Linked DNA regions of Homo sapiens: all the other regions are linked to region 2. The links are chromatin loops, found by intact Hi-C in ENCODE. Cell type or tissue: gastrocnemius medialis. All regions are shown on one strand. Region 1 overlaps AGBL1 (AGBL carboxypeptidase 1). Region 2 holds the start of AGBL1 (AGBL carboxypeptidase 1). Region 3 overlaps AGBL1 (AGBL carboxypeptidase 1).

Region 1 (5,000 bases), 56 kb after region 2:
CATTATTATGATGACCGGAGACTTTGCAATTTATAGAGAGACCACGAACGTGCCGGGCATTGTTGACAAAGCACAGGATTCAAAATTGTTTCTGCCCAGAGCATGCAATCTCACCCTCTTGAGATGTTTTGTTTATTTTTTTTCTCTCTCCTTAAGAGTATTCTGCTAAATTGGGAACATTGTGATCCTGGTGGAAAATTGATCTCATAAGATGTATCTCAAAGGATCTTCAGACCTATTTTTAGATTATTCACCTTTTGTCTGTCATGGCCATCGCCTATTTATTTATCAACATTTTATTGAGCGTTTAGTGTGACCCAGGCAGTAAGCTAAACATTCCTACATTTATTATGGTATTTCTAACCCAACTGTCCATGAGTTAGGTACAAGTATTAGTCCAATAATGTGGGTGAGGAAATTGGGTGTTACAGAGGTTATGGAAATTAGCCTAAAGTTGATCTGAATTAAACTTACATTTTTAACCCCTTCTCTTCTGTCTTTCTCTCCCTGTCTCCCTCTACCTCTCTCTTTCTGTGCCTCAGCCTCACTAGCCTTCTGAATGTCCCTCAACTTTGCCATAGGACTTTGCATACTAGCCTCTTTTGCCCTGAGCATTTTTCTTTTCCATTTTCTGCTAGTTCACTTTTGTTTATCTTTCAGCTCTCAGCTTAAGTGTTACTTCTTAAGGGATCCTTTTCTGATTCACATCAAATAACTCTATTTTATGCTCACATGTCACAATAAACCCGGCACCTATTCCTGGTTGCACTTTTATATCTGGGTGACTCTGCACAATACATCCCTCCCCAACTAACTTCGAAGCTTTGTAAGAACAAGGACTGTCTGTATACATGCTGTCTATGTATTCGTAGCACCTAGCGCAGTTCCTGGTACATAGCAAATGCTCAACAAACATCTACCAAATAAATGAAAAACAGACTACATTCTATCTTTACCTTGTTCTAGACCGTGAATACCCTTTTTACCGAGGAGGATCATTGATATCCTTGACAATTCATTATATAAGACTCAATGTGTGGTTGGGACATTTGTCAAATTCTGGGGCTGGAGAACTCTCAGCAAAGATCTTGTTGAGGTTGTTTTCAAGGTTCCATCTAAGATACTCCAGTCAGAAAATAGTATATGCCATTTATTTTTTTATTTTGTTTTATTTTATATCTTAACATTTTGTTACAAAACCACATTACCTACCACCCAGCTTCTGTAGTGATAGCAGACGTCTTTCTTATATGTCTTCAGTATTTCCATGCCAACCCCCACCATTATTGAAACAAATATCATAGTTATTCAGCCCATAGTCTTCTAAAACACTTCTTTCTTATGAACTCATTTCAACCTCTCCAGGAAATGTTTTCCTTCAACTTATACTAAATTTCTAATCATGCAGTTTCTGCCTGTTTCCTCTTGTGTGAAGACAGAGAGCGGCTGGTCACTATTTTTGGTGTTATATAACCATTTTTAGTAATTGAAGTTTGTGATTAGTGCTCCCTTCAGTCATTCATTAACAACTTCAAATTTAATAATGTCTTTTATTTAACCAGTGGACCATCTCTAGTGAGTGTTCAAACTGCATGACTGGAAGAACAAATTTATTTTTGGCAATATGGTTTCCTTGGGCTATGAGCTGTGTCCTGAGCTCTTGGCTCATGAGTTTGGAAAGGTTCTGTCTTATTCTTTAGAGGCTAAGAAATAGAATGTTATGGGCTTGTTCTTTCAGTCTGGCAGGGCATAAGCACTCTATTTCTGTGAGATCAGGGGCACTACTCAAAGTGCGAGGGGATGGACTGTTTTTTTCCCAGTCTAGTAAAATTGGATCTAGACTTGTGGAGAAAATTGAGAGGGGGACTACAGGATCCTTTTTTCCCCTCCACTTTAAGACTGTGATGGATCAATGGTGCCTTTTTTTTTTTTTTTTTTTTTTTTTTTGAGATGGCATCTCACTCTGTCGCCCAGGCTGGAGTGCAGTGGCATGATCTCGGCTCACTGTAACGTCTGCCACCCAGGTTCAAACGACTCTTCTGCCTCAGCCTCCCGAGTAGCTAGGATTACAGGCACGTGCCACTACGCCCAGTTAATTTTTTTAATTTTTAGGAGAGATGGGGTTTCACCATGTTGGCCAGGATGGTCTCGATCTCCTGACCTCATGATCTGCCTGCCTCAGCCTCCCAAAGTGCTGGGATTACAGGTGTAAGCCACTGTGCCAGCCAATGGTGCCTATTTTTTTTTTTAACAGTGTTTGACTGCTATGTTTTGAATATGATTTGTTTGCCCCTACCAAGTCACATGTTGAGATCTGAACCCCAATGTTGGAGTTGGGGCCTAATGGGGCGCTGGGGCCTTGCACAGAGTAGGCATTCAGGAAACTATGGAATGAGAGGTGTTTGGATCGTAGGGGCAGATCCCCCATGAATGGCTGAGTGCCACTGTCACAGGAGCGGGTGAGTTCTCACTCCTGTTTCCCACGTGAGCTTGTTGTTGAAAAGGCCTGGCACTTCCCTTCCTTCTCTCACTTCCTCGCTTACCCTGTGATCTGCACATGCAGGCTCCTCTTGCCTCATACCATGAGCAGAAATAGCCTGACACTTTCACGAAAAGCAGATGCTGGGTCCATGCTTCTTGTACAGCCTGCAGAACGTGAGCCAAACAAACTTCTTTTCTTTATAAATTACCCAATCTCAAGCTTTAAAAAATAACAACACAAAAGACAGACTAAAACACTGACACATAGTTGGCACTCTGTATTTGCTTGCTCAGTTGCTAGATTGACAGAAAAATTGAGCTGTGCACCTTGTAAACTTCTGTAACAATGTTCTCACTGAGATGGACTTTACATCCTGGCATCGAGAACAGAATGACAAGGCTCTGTCAGATTGCATATTCAGTCTGAATCCCACTTCATATCATTCCATAGTTCCCTGAATGCCTACTGTGTGAAAGACCCCATGCTAGGATCAGGGGAGGGCAAGAGGAATGAGTCAAAAATCTTGCTCTAGAGGAGCTCACAGTCTAAAGTGAGTGTGGGAGATTAAAAGTGGCTGAAAATTCTTTTCTACTCCTCCAGTTGAGGGGTAGAGTCTAACTCCCCTCCCCTTAAATTTGGACTAGCGTCCAGATTGATTTGATTAATCAATAGAATGTGGCAGAAGTGATGTTTGGCCTTCTGAGGCTAAGACAAAAGAAGCCTTGCAACTTTCACCCGGTTCATGTGGAATACTTGATCTGGGGGAAGCCAGCTGCCATGGAAGAGGTCCAGGTACCTTAAGACTATTATGCTGAAAAAGACATATGTGGGCATTCTGGTCACTAGTCCAGGTGTGCCCAGTCTTCTAGCTATACCTGTCAAGGTGCCAGATGTGATTGAAATCAACATAGACCCTCCAGTCTAGTGCATCTGCCAGTTGAGTGGCACTCAGTGACCTCAGTTAATACCATGGGAAGCAGTAGAATCTCCCAGCCAAGTTCTGGCCAAATTTACCTACCCACAAAATCCATAGCTAGAATTAAAAGGCCATTGTTCTAAGGCATTAAGTTTTGGGATAGTTTGTTACCCCCACAATAGACAGTGAGAACAGAGATATAAGAAAATAACCAGCATCAAGTAAGAACTTTAATAAAAGGTATGTACAAAGTGTTGTTGGACAACGAATTAGAACAAATAATTCTGTTCTTGGAGAGGCCAGGCCACCACAGTGCCTCACTTGGTGGGGCACCAATCATGTTGTAGTCTTTGTGAACAGCAGCCCTGGAGTTGTGCAGAGCCCAATAGGAGCAGACATATGTGGCAATTGTGGGTAATGGGGGCTGGGAAGGCAGGTTAGCTGGGAAAACCATAAAGAAAAGGAACTGGAGCTGAGAATTAACATATGCTACAAAGAGTGGGGAGAAATGATGCTTAAGCCTGCATCAGCATGAGCCCAGACTTGAGAGCAGAGGTACCCATGATACTCTTGGTACATAATAACTGGTTCTGTATCATTGGCATGGAGTGTTGGGGTAGGAGGAGTGGCTGCAGCTGAGCCTCCAAAGGCAGAGTGACGTAAAGGGCGTCACTTTCATACTGTGGTGAGGAGCTGGGAGGAGGAAGGCAACAGGGACACATAGAAGATTTTAAAGCAGGGAGTGACACATTCAAAACAGTATTTGAGAAAATTGCAGTTCAAAACCCCACAGACTATGAAAGACACTGTTCTTCCAACTCCAACTCCCTGAGTCTCCCTGAAAGCTTGGTAGATACATTTTTTTATAGGATTTTTTTCAACAACAGGGGATTACTCAATGTTTCATTTCAAAGGATCATTAAAGGAAAATCAAGGCACATCACATCCTGCCTTCTTTAACTGCTCATTTATTATTACTGTGGGTGAGATAACAGCTTTGTGTTATTCTTCTAAATAGTGTAAAATATTTATTGGTAAATGTAGCAGTACATAAATTAATGCCAGTTGAGATTATTTTTCTCCACTGATCACCATAATGTTTACTTAAAGTAAAACCATTTGTGCTGCTCCATTCTGGCTCAGCGCTAAGTGAGGGCATTATGAACTGAACGTCTTTAGGACAACACTGTCTCTTAGTTTCCATGGGGTGGCAGGACCCTGTGGGTGAGCTGGCTCTCTGGTTTGTTTGTGAAACCAACTTCTTTCCTATTTTTCAAGACCACAGTACTTGGGAAGAGAGCACGTGGAGGTGTAAAATTTTCTTTTCTCTGTCACATCTGAATTTACTAAAAGTGGCTTTTTTAAGTAAGATATTCATTATTTCTCTTATCTGAAAGCCCACATGTGGGGGGCTCCTTAGAGTTGATCTGGTGGCTTACCAGTCACCGAGGACCCAAAATTGTGTCTTCATACGGCAATGTCCAAACACAGGAAATATTTTTTGTGTTTTGTTTTAAATTTTTTTTTTAACTTCTGGAGAAAAATTTTTTCCAAAATCTTGCAGGTATCCTCTCAGGTTTTCTATTTCTGATCTGGGTTCAT
Region 2 (5,000 bases):
CTAAACCAGAAGGTGGTCTGGGGGATGCCTGAATTGCAACAGGAATCTCTGGATTACATGAAATGTGTCTTTCTTTAAAGCCAGAGGACTAAGATCTCTCTGAATTTCTGCTTGAACCTCCTCTCTGGCTTCCCTAAACCCTTTCTTCAGAAGATATTATGTAAAATGTGTAGGAAGTCCTCTCTCAGCTTCACAAAGAAGCCTCCTCCCCCATGGCCTGCCCTAGGCACTGACCAACCCCTCTTGCCTGCCCCGTGTGGTTTAATGAGTACTCACTTCAGTCTACTCTGGGTAGGATATTGTATTGCCCAAGCAGACTCCACACTCACCTGCCTTTCAGGAGAGTCCCTGCTAAAATCCAGATGTTAACTGGGGAAGAGCATAATTCCCTGCTGTCACCCATTTATACTTCAGCCTAAAGTAATCAGTTCACTAACAGAATGGGCTGTCATTAAGATAGAATTCAGGAGAGGGGAGTTCGGGTGTGGGTACTTCTGGGGCTTTCCCTAACTATGAGAGTGAAGAGGGTTCTGCTAGGCAGGGAAACAGGGTTGCTGGGGTCTCCACAGGGCTCTGTTGAGGCATAAGGGAGGAGCGTGCTGAAGGAGCGGCGGAGGGCTGACAATAAGCTGGCCTACATCCTAGTTTTGTTAGAAAAATTAGAGGGTGAAAACTAGCACTTTGTTCCTTCTCTGGCATCCACATGTATCCACATGGCCAAGTGGGCAGTAACTTTCCAGAGGATGAAGGGGAGAGCAGCCAAGCTGGGCATGGGAGGCAGATGTGTCACCTGAAAGAGAGGGAGCCCATTCCTTATCTCACAAGGGGTTTACTGGAAACCAGGTTCCTGGCACTGCGGTGGGGGGAAAGTCATCATTAAGTAGAAGAGAGCAATCCTTTACATATAGGATTTTAATCTCACTTCTGCCCTATGCAATTCCAGGCAGCTTAACCGAGACACTCTTCAAAATGGAGAAAATTTTGCTCCAATTCTAATATCAGGGAGTGTGACCACAAAACCTTTAGTTCTCTCCTCTGAGGTCATTTTTATGACTTCTCACTACTTTTTATCTTTGAACTATTTTTTAGGTCTATGTTGGGAAAATGGTTTTGTTTCTTTCTTCCCCCATCTCTTTTCTTTATCCTCCAGTTGACAACCATGAAATGATCTCCCCTTAAGACAATCACATGAGACAGTTCTGTCTTCCCTTCACCCTGGGCCTTAGAGGATTAGAGAGCACATGCCCTAAAAAGCGTCACCCTCCCATAGAAATCCATAGAGAACCTCTATTTCTACCCTCCTGGCAGCAGATGTAGAGAAATTGGGGTAGGGGTAGACGGCGTCAACCCCACCCCGCAAGCTTCATAAATGTGAGCGCTTATAGTCAGTTCCCAAGATGGGAGGCCTTCATATTTAAAGCCATTAAGTGGAAATTTCTTGAGGGCAGGACTACATGAATTTGCCCTTGAATTGAGGGTTTGGCCAGGCCTGACCCCTGACTCGGGACTTCAGAACACTTAGGCCAAGCAGGATCTGGAAATGCAGTTTCTTCAGTCACCCCAATGTGCTTGGTACCTGCCTAATGAATGCTTGTGATGCTCACAGAATCTCCCTAAACTCCGCACGGGGGTGTTGGCTGGCAGCCCACTCCCCCAGTCACTGAGACTCTTCTATAATACCTGACCGTGCTCTCAGTCAGAATCTCCACTGAGCTCAGCGCTCCAATTTCATGCAATAAAGCGAGCTTTCAACACAGTAAAGTTGTGCTTTGACCTTGCTGGGCACTCGTTTATTGGGTCAAATATTGTCAGAGTTGTTGAACACGCAGGCAATGTAATCAATATAGTCGAAATTGGAGATTTCCAAACTTTAATCCTCTGGTCATTTTGTTAACCAGCTCTAAATCCCCCGAGGATCTGGTTTAAATGCAGTTTCGGACACAGTAGTTCTGGGGAGAGGCGTAACAAGCTTCCAGGTGACGCCCTAGCACCATACTTTGAGAAGTCAGCATTGAAGGGTGTTGATATGGGGAGGAGGAGAAGCTAGTCGCTAAGACTCTGCTCACACATCCCTAGCAGAAAACATAGAAAGTGATCATGGATTCTACATTGGTCTGAAGGAAACTTGTCCCGGGCATCTGCTGTCCCTGAGGCTGAGGACATGGCTCTCAGACCTCCATTACTTTGAAGTGTTTGCTGCAGCAAGAGGCAGGATGGTGCAATGGGTAGTGCTTGTGTTCTGGTGCCAGCTTGCCTGTTTGAGGCCTGGCATGCAATTCTAAGCTCTGTGTTCTTGTGGCTTAACATTTCAGTGCCTTAGTTTTCTTATTTGTAAAACAGGGATAGGGTAGTCATAATAGTACCCACCTCTATTAGGTTACTGTAAAAATTAAAAGATTACGTAAGGGACGTGGTCCATAAAAAATGTCCAGAATACTTATTTTCCTTTTCAGCCAGAGCTCCTGTTTCTAAGCCTGGGACCTCAGGGGGCCCTGGGTTTCTATGCCCTGAACTGCCACAGTTGTGCAAGCACTCTTGGGTCTCCTGTTACCCGGGAGCCGGCAACAGACCAAAATAAAGAGGTGGGGTGGGGTAGCGGGGCGGGCTGAGCGAGCCTCTAGAGGGAGTCTGACCAGGTCAGCTGGGAATGCCTGTCAGCCATCCAGGGTGGCTTCTCCTTTGCTCTGCTCCTGCATGGGCCTGGAGGTGGGTGAGTGACTCATGCTGGTGCCCTCCCCACCCCTGCACCCAAATGCTCAGCCCTCCCCACAGCAGGGGCTCACCTAATCCCCACAGTGGGAGTCGGTGGGTATTCACGCCTGTGCCGAGGTCTAGGGTTGCACCGCGCTGACTTCACACTCAGCAGCATGTGCAGCTGAGGCCTCCGGGCAGTCGTCTCCTGCGAGGCGGGCAGCGAGGTCAGCTTGGCAGCCGCTGCCTCTCCAGCCTGGATCTGGCCGCAGGCAGCGGTTCCCTAGGACCCGAGAAAAGGATGGCCGAACAAGAAGCTAGTGGGCTACAGGTCCTGCTGCACACGCTTCAGGTAGGAAAGGGTAGAGTGGGTGCAGAACCCGGCGGGCTGGGTGTTTGCCTGGGCTGGCCTGCCTGGGAGCTATGCACACAGTCCCCTCTGGCAGTCACTGGCCCAGTTTGTTAACAGCAAGAGAACAGGAGTCGGCTCTCACCTTGAAGCTGACCTAAGTGATGCTATGGAATTCAAATATTAAACACGACGATGTTGATGATTGTTCTGCTTAAATTATTGATCCTCGTGGGATCAGAGGCTCTGGGTAAAAGATCCGAGTTTTCTAGAAATGGGAAAGGTGGAGAAAAAGCCTGTTTGGCAAATGAAGGGGACCTGTTGAGGCTCCTCCTGAATAAGGCTGGAGACCTGCTGAGAGCATGCAGAGCTGTCTGGGAGGACAGGGTAGGTGAGGAGAGGACCCTTCTGGGTATCTCCTGCTAAATGGCTATCTTACTGGGCTCCCACATTGTAGTTACATCAGAATGGCCTGGGATGCCGACTATCAGTGCATTTTCCCAGGCAGGATCTGACTAGAAGGTGTTTGAATCATGTAGGGCAGTAGCCTGGGAAACTGCCTTCTCCCTGGGGGATGCTATTCATTCCTAATTTTGAGAATTCTTGTTCTACAGCAGTGGTTTGCAAACTTGTCTGCACATTAGAATCACCTGGAGAGGGTCAAAAAATACTCATGCTTGGGACCCACCCCCAAAGACATGGATTTAACTGATCTAGGGATCAATCCGAGCGTTAGAGTTTGAAAACTCCCCCGGGGTCTCCATGTAGATTTAAGGCTGAGAACCACTACTCTCTATGCTTGTAGTTAGCTGGATTCAGAGGATGCCAGTGTTCAAAAAGGCCCAAGGGGTCTTCTACCCCAGGAGTTTAAGCTGGAAGTTCCTGGAAGGGGTCACAAGATGATGGGCTTGTGGGGGCGGGGGGGGGTCCATGACCCCATTCCCCTGTTTAGAATATAAACATTTTGTACGTATTTTCCTTTTTCCCTGTTGGGAAAAATGTTCTTAATTTTCCTCTGATTGTTTTTGTTTTTATTTTGTTGAGACAGCGTCTCACTCTGTCGCCCAGGCTGGAGTGCAATGGTGTGATCTCGACTCACTACAACTTTTGCCTCCCAGGTTCAAGCAATTCTCCTGCCTCTGCCTCCCAAGTAGGTGGGATTATAGGCTCCTGCCACCATGCCTGGCTAATTTTTTGTATTTTTAGTAGAGATGGGGTTTCACCATGTCGGCCAGACTGGTCTCAAACTCCTGACCTCAGGTAATCCACCTCGGCCTCCCAAAATGCTGGGATTACAGGCGTGAGCCACTGTACCTGGCCATTTTTCTCTGATTCTTAAGAAGATTTGTATTCCTGAAAGTTTAAGAACCAATAAGTGCAACCTTCAGGTGTGCAGATAAGGAAACGGAATCTCAGAAGTGAAATAGGCTCCTTGATGTCAAATGGCTACATAGTAGGAGAACTGGGCCTTCAATATTCAGTTGACTTGGCGTCCTTTGACTCATTCTATCTGATTCATGCAAGGTGAGAATGTATCTGACCAGGGGTACTGGAGGCAGGAGTGGACCTCAAAAGAAATTTGCAAAATAAATCCAAGGATTTATTTGTATCTGGCTAGATTTATTTGATTTAATAACCAGGTACAATAAGCTGACATTCTGAGACCTCTTCTAATTTCTGAATAGTTGCATGGAGATCTTGATTAACTGATTCAAACAACTGAAAATATCTCATGGACAGAATTTTCCTTGCACTAGCTGTCTAGGAAAGAGGGAAAGTAATAAGTTGGTAATAGGGGTTCAGTAAAAATGAATGTCCTGTAGTCGGCCTCAAAGTCACTTCAGGTTGAACTCAATTGCCTGCATTCCCACCAGTGAGAATTGATAATTGATGTTTAGCATGATCACCCCGGGGCACTGCTAGATTCCCAATTATCAAAGAAAGATTTAATTATGTTCAC
Region 3 (5,000 bases), 83 kb after region 2:
CACCAAGCATTTCGTAGAGTGAAATACATTATATCTCAGTGAAAAAAAATTCTCATCCAGTAAGTTGAGAAATACTGGATTGAATGCTGGTTTCTTTACTGTAAGACTTCTCAGAGCCTTTGTAAAGCCAATACATATTGAGAATATCTGTTATTTAGTATACCCTGATCCAAAATTGATTTAGTCAGGGAACTGTGGTTTTTTTTTTTTTTTTTTTTTGAGATCACCTTTTTTAGGGGAAGGAGGGGTCAGTGTTCTATGTCTCTCATTTTGGAAACATCTTCTCCAGGGTGTGAATTTATTGCAAGGTGGAATTCAATTAAATTCTGCTAAGAACCCTCATCTAGTAGGTAAAAAACTTCAAAATAAAAAACTCAGGGACCAAAAAAATTTATTTTCTATGATTATATTTTACTCTGTCTTAAATTTACATTTATGTCAGATAACAAGAAATATAAACCAGTGTCTTATCAGGAATCTAAGTCAAATTAGTGAGTCTTTGGTTCATCCAGGGATTTCACTCTTCTCCCCCCACTTCCTGGGGTACATCTGAGTTCTAAGAAGCCATGGTAGTGCTGGGGTGTTGATGGAAAAACACAGACTGTCCTCAATCATCTCATGTCCATTTGGACATATATATGACTTGGATATGTCTCATTTTTATCATTGTGTGCAGGCCTTTGCTGCTGACATCTGCAGTCTCAACATGTTCTTTGGTTACCAATCTATGAACTTTATCTTTCTGCCCTATTCACAAGGCTTCTTCTAATCTGATGCTGTCATAATTCAGCTGTTCAGAAGGTCAGGAATATCTGGTTTCTTCCTTTAGATTATGTGCAAATCTTTGTGATATTTGCTGGGCTCATCCACATACGGGTCTCACTCAGTCTTCTCCTCTGCCACTTGGGTACCATGTTGTTTGGAAGGCTCCCCTAGGAAGCTCTTCCCACATAGCCATGGGTATCAAGGCACTAGGTCTCTTCCTTCTGGGGTGCTCACATAGCTTTTATTGTCTTCCTCATTCAGGCCAAACTTGTGGGGTAGCGGGGAGAAATCAACAAAGCATAGAAACCTCTTCCTCAGAGACTCACACTAGTTGCCATTTTTAATGCTTTCTTTTCCTCCTGCAAAGGGAGTTGAATTCAGGCACAGATCTGATCAAAGTGTCAGAGGCAAGTGGGAAAGTAATACCAGGGATTAAGGGAGTGAGAGTAGGGTGCTCCCAATCACAAAAGGAGCCTTCCAGGGATTCCAGGCATATTTCTACATGTCTGATTTGTTTTGTAAATTTTGGGCAAGATGGTTTTCCTTCTTCAGTCAAATGCCATATTAAAACCAAACCTCTGTAGGAAAGAGGCTTTTCCACCAACCGTTACAATATAGCTGTCATTGGCATGGTGTTTATGAGGTGCCCTGCACTGTGCTAAGCTCTTAGCATGCATTACTTCCTTTGAGCCTCTCATCTGCTCTGCAAGGCGGGTGCTATTATTGCCCCCAATTTTACCGGAAAATAAATTGAAACTGAAAGAAGTTAAGTAACATGCTGGGTTTTAAGTGAGAGAGCTGGGATTTAAACCCTGTCTGATACATGAGCCTCAGCTCTTAAGCCACCACTGGCGTATCTTATACAGTCTATTTCCAGCATTTTATTTCTACAACCATCATATGTAAGACGATCATATGCAGTTAAAGTTTGCTTAAATTTCTTTTCCATCTAAATGGCTTATACCCATGGAACAATTTGCTTAATGATAGAGGAGTCTTACTCCTCCATCAGTTGGCTATTTCCTCTCAAAGGCTAAATATCTATTCCCTCTGCTTTTGAATTCTTTCCCAAAGCTACCTTGTTTTCTATCTTATCCTTACTCATCAACAGCAAGATAAGAACAAAGGTAATGAAATTGGAAGACCTGCTCTGTAAGCCTCCTTCTACCAGATTCCTTGGCGAGTCATTTAACTTTTCTTAACTAAACTTTGACATTTCTTAAAGCATGAATGTCAAGTCTTACCTCCTAGGTTTATTGTGGGCAATAACAAATAATGTGTAAAGACATCGTGTGCTTTGACATGCTATGACATTGTTAATCATTATTAATACAAATACTATGGGATGTCTGGTTGCCTGCTGCAGATCAGATGGCAGAGGCTGGGGAAGAGTCTGGAGATGAGAACGTCCTGCCAATTTCCATCTTTCACAAACTCCATCCTGAGAATAGTAACTAAGACATACCCAAATGAATTCTACTCAAGCCATTTGGTTGACAGAACCTGTGGGCTCAAGGGGGGTCTTGCAGGGAAGGGATAAAGTCGCATGTCAGGGGGCATGGATAGCTCTACTAAGTATCATCCTCCAAATGCTAGCATGCTATGGGAGAGTTATTCCGGGATGCCTTTGTAGGAGCAGATGCCCAGTGTTGTGTCATGATGACTCCTCCCTCCTGTGGAGATTAGACCTGCCCTACTTCTCTAGCAGGAACCTAAAATTAGATGTGCAGCTGTCCTCCAATGAAGCTCTGTCTCCAGATAGTACTCAGGGCAAGATTTACAACAGAAGCTCCAACCACATACTTGCTAGAGAGAAGGGACATGAAGAGCAATGTCACTAACCCTCTGTGGCCTTGTGCCAGCCCTCAGCCCAGGGCAGGCAGCTATTTCAGGCCTCCTCCACTTCCCAAATACCCACCATGCTGCACACACTTGTGTTGGCTTGTGCCAACTTCCTTCCTTCGGCTCCTCATGAGTCCCATGCTAGTGGGAACAGTTATGGTCAGACTTAAACTGCTATGATAGCCCTCTAGTTGGTCTCACTTCACTTCAAAGCCATCAGGAATGTGCCTCAGCTTCCCTTTCCAGAGTGGTTTCTCATTCCTGCTCTCATCTCGCTTTCCAGCCAGCTATCTCTGAGTGTGGCATTCCCTCTTCTTCCCCAGGTCTCTCCCTTCCTCTGGAATGCCATGCTGCCTTGTGCAGTGGTAGAAGTCTTACCCAGTCTCCAGACTTCACTGGATGCCACCTGCTCCATTTCATCAGAGAAAAGGAATCTACTCTCCTCAAACATCCTCCAGAGATTTGTTCAGACCTTCTTTCGACATGCATTCTATTGGACTCTGTACTATATTGGCCTGGGTGTCTTTTCTCCTCCCTAAATTCTGTACTTCCTAAAGTAGAAATCAAATTATATGTATCTTGTTATTTTCCATTCCTCCTAGCCCAGCGCCTAGATAATAATAGGCTCTTAATTAAATTCAAACGAGGCTGAGCATGGTGGCTCATGTCTGTAATCTCAGTGCTTTGGGAGGCAAAGGCGGGAGGACCGCTTGAGGCCAGGAGTTTGCGACCAGCTTGGGCAACGTAGGCAGACCCTGTCTCTACAAGAAATTAGTTGGGTGTGGTGGTGCACACCTGTAGTCCCAGCTACTCAGGAGGCTGAGGTGGGAGAGTTGCTTGGGCCCAGGAGTTTGAGACTACAGTGAGTCATGACTATGCCATTGCATGCCAGCCTGGGGGACAAATTGAGATCCTGTCTTAAAAATAAATAAATGAGGGCTGGGTATTGTGGCTCATGCCTGTAATCCCAGCACTTTGGGAGGCTGAGGTGGGTGGGTCACCTAAGATCAGGAGTTTGAGACCAGCCTGGCCAACGTGATGAAACCCTATCTCTACTAAAAATACAAAAATTAGCTGGGCATGGTGGTGGATTCCTGTAATCCCAGCTACCTGGGAGGCTGAGGCAGGAGAATCACTCAAACCCAGGAGGTAGAGGTTACAGTGAGCCAAGATCACACCACTGCACTCCAGCCTGTGAGACAGAGTGAGATTCTGTCTCAAAAAAAAATGAATAAATAAAATTAAATAAATACATTGAAAAGAAATATTTTAAAAAAAATTATTGGTGAATTTCCTATGTAGTAATGAATGAAAGCCAGAATGTACTGAGTAGGTGCTATGCTAGGCACTTCATATTTGTTACCTTTTTTCCCCCTGATACCAGGCTGGCTGCACATGCAGAGTTCTGCCCCATCCAAACATGTCTGAAACATCAGTTGGCACACCTCCCAAGAGCTCTATTGCATGAGGGAATGAGGTGCCTTCTGGGAGAGAACTCATTCTGAGAGACTGCGAAGCAGCAGCCACCAGCTTGAAAGGGAGCAAAGTTTCTCTCACTGGAGGGAAGAAAAAAGTTCAGAGTCTTTTAGAGTTGTCTGGGGGAACCGACAGAGATTGGAGCAGGGAAAGATCTGAATTGGAGGGGCATGTGGGGACAGCATTCACATTAAAACTTTGCTGTCTATTTGAAATAGGCTTCTAGTGTTTGGTCTGTTAATGAACTCAGCTGGGGCTTAAACTTTTCTGGGGGTGCTTTTTATAGAAGTAGGGAGGAGGAAATGACACTGGGCCAGAGTGTGCTACCTCTTGCTCGTTTGTTCCACTGTGGACAAGCTTGTTTATCTGCACTAAAGCTGTCTTTGAGCTGTCCAAACTCACTAAGTAGGGAAATTTATTGAGGCAGACAGATTACTTGTCTGCGAATGACTCATCTTGTGACCTTAGGAAAGCTTGTGATTACTCCACGTCTCAACACTTTCTGCGGGAGGCTGTCCCTTTGTGCCGTCATTCCCAGGATGGGCCTGAAGATTTTGATAATAATAAGGACCATTTCCACTGGCCACGTGCTTGACCTTTTCCAAAGTACAGCCACATCCCCTCTGATCCTTTTGGATTCTCACAGTGTAATATTGAACCCAACCTTTGGAACTGGGTTATCAGATGTTGTCATCAGTGTGTCTTCCAGGATTTTAAACTCTGCTGGCTTGCCTTGCTTTATAAGTATCATAGCCAATTGGAAATGGGTTGGATCTTCCTAGCAGAGACCAGGTCTTGAAGCCCATTGTATTCTCTGACCATTGCTCCACACTTCCAGAAAGAGGACTCGGGCTGCTCACAGGCTGGGATAGCTCCCTCACCGCTCACCTTCATTTTCTCTGGAGCTGCCCCAAGGA

What was found. A loop is a pair of places that touch in the nucleus more often than their neighbours do. Peaks named below come from ENCODE experiments on the same cell type or tissue, not always from the same donor. Only the 100,000 strongest peaks of a DNase experiment are listed, where the experiment ranks them.
Region 1: a loop joins it to region 2, with 4 times the contacts of the local background. A loop is called at or near these places in 4 of 110 quality-filtered maps.
Region 3: a loop joins it to region 2, with 9 times the contacts of the local background. A loop is called at or near these places in 2 of 110 quality-filtered maps.

The regions. Positions count from the first base shown.
Region 1 is chr15:86,132,685-86,137,684 of GRCh38, forward strand. The region is part of intron 1 of AGBL1 (AGBL carboxypeptidase 1); the gene reads left to right. Among named protein-coding and RNA genes, the nearest start is that of LINC01584, 18 kb to the left of the region's middle. In gastrocnemius medialis, no CTCF peak of the experiment used is centred here; a DNase peak (open chromatin) is centred at 2,527; H3K27ac peaks cover 5,000 bases.
Region 2 is chr15:86,076,981-86,081,980 of GRCh38, forward strand. It overlaps AGBL1 (AGBL carboxypeptidase 1), which reads left to right and starts at 2,891. Exons shown (of 23, transcript NM_001386094.1): 1 at 2,891-3,043. The coding sequence starts at 2,993. In gastrocnemius medialis, a CTCF peak has its summit at 2,618; a DNase peak (open chromatin) is centred at 2,691; H3K4me3 peaks cover 1,671 bases; H3K27ac peaks cover 5,000 bases.
Region 3 is chr15:86,159,902-86,164,901 of GRCh38, forward strand. All of the region lies in intron 5 of AGBL1 (AGBL carboxypeptidase 1), which reads left to right. Among named protein-coding and RNA genes, the nearest start is that of LINC01584, 46 kb to the left of the region's middle. In gastrocnemius medialis, no CTCF peak of the experiment used is centred here; DNase peaks (open chromatin) are centred at 2,580, 2,980, 4,060, 4,520 and 1 weaker place; H3K4me3 peaks cover 322 bases; H3K27ac peaks cover 5,000 bases.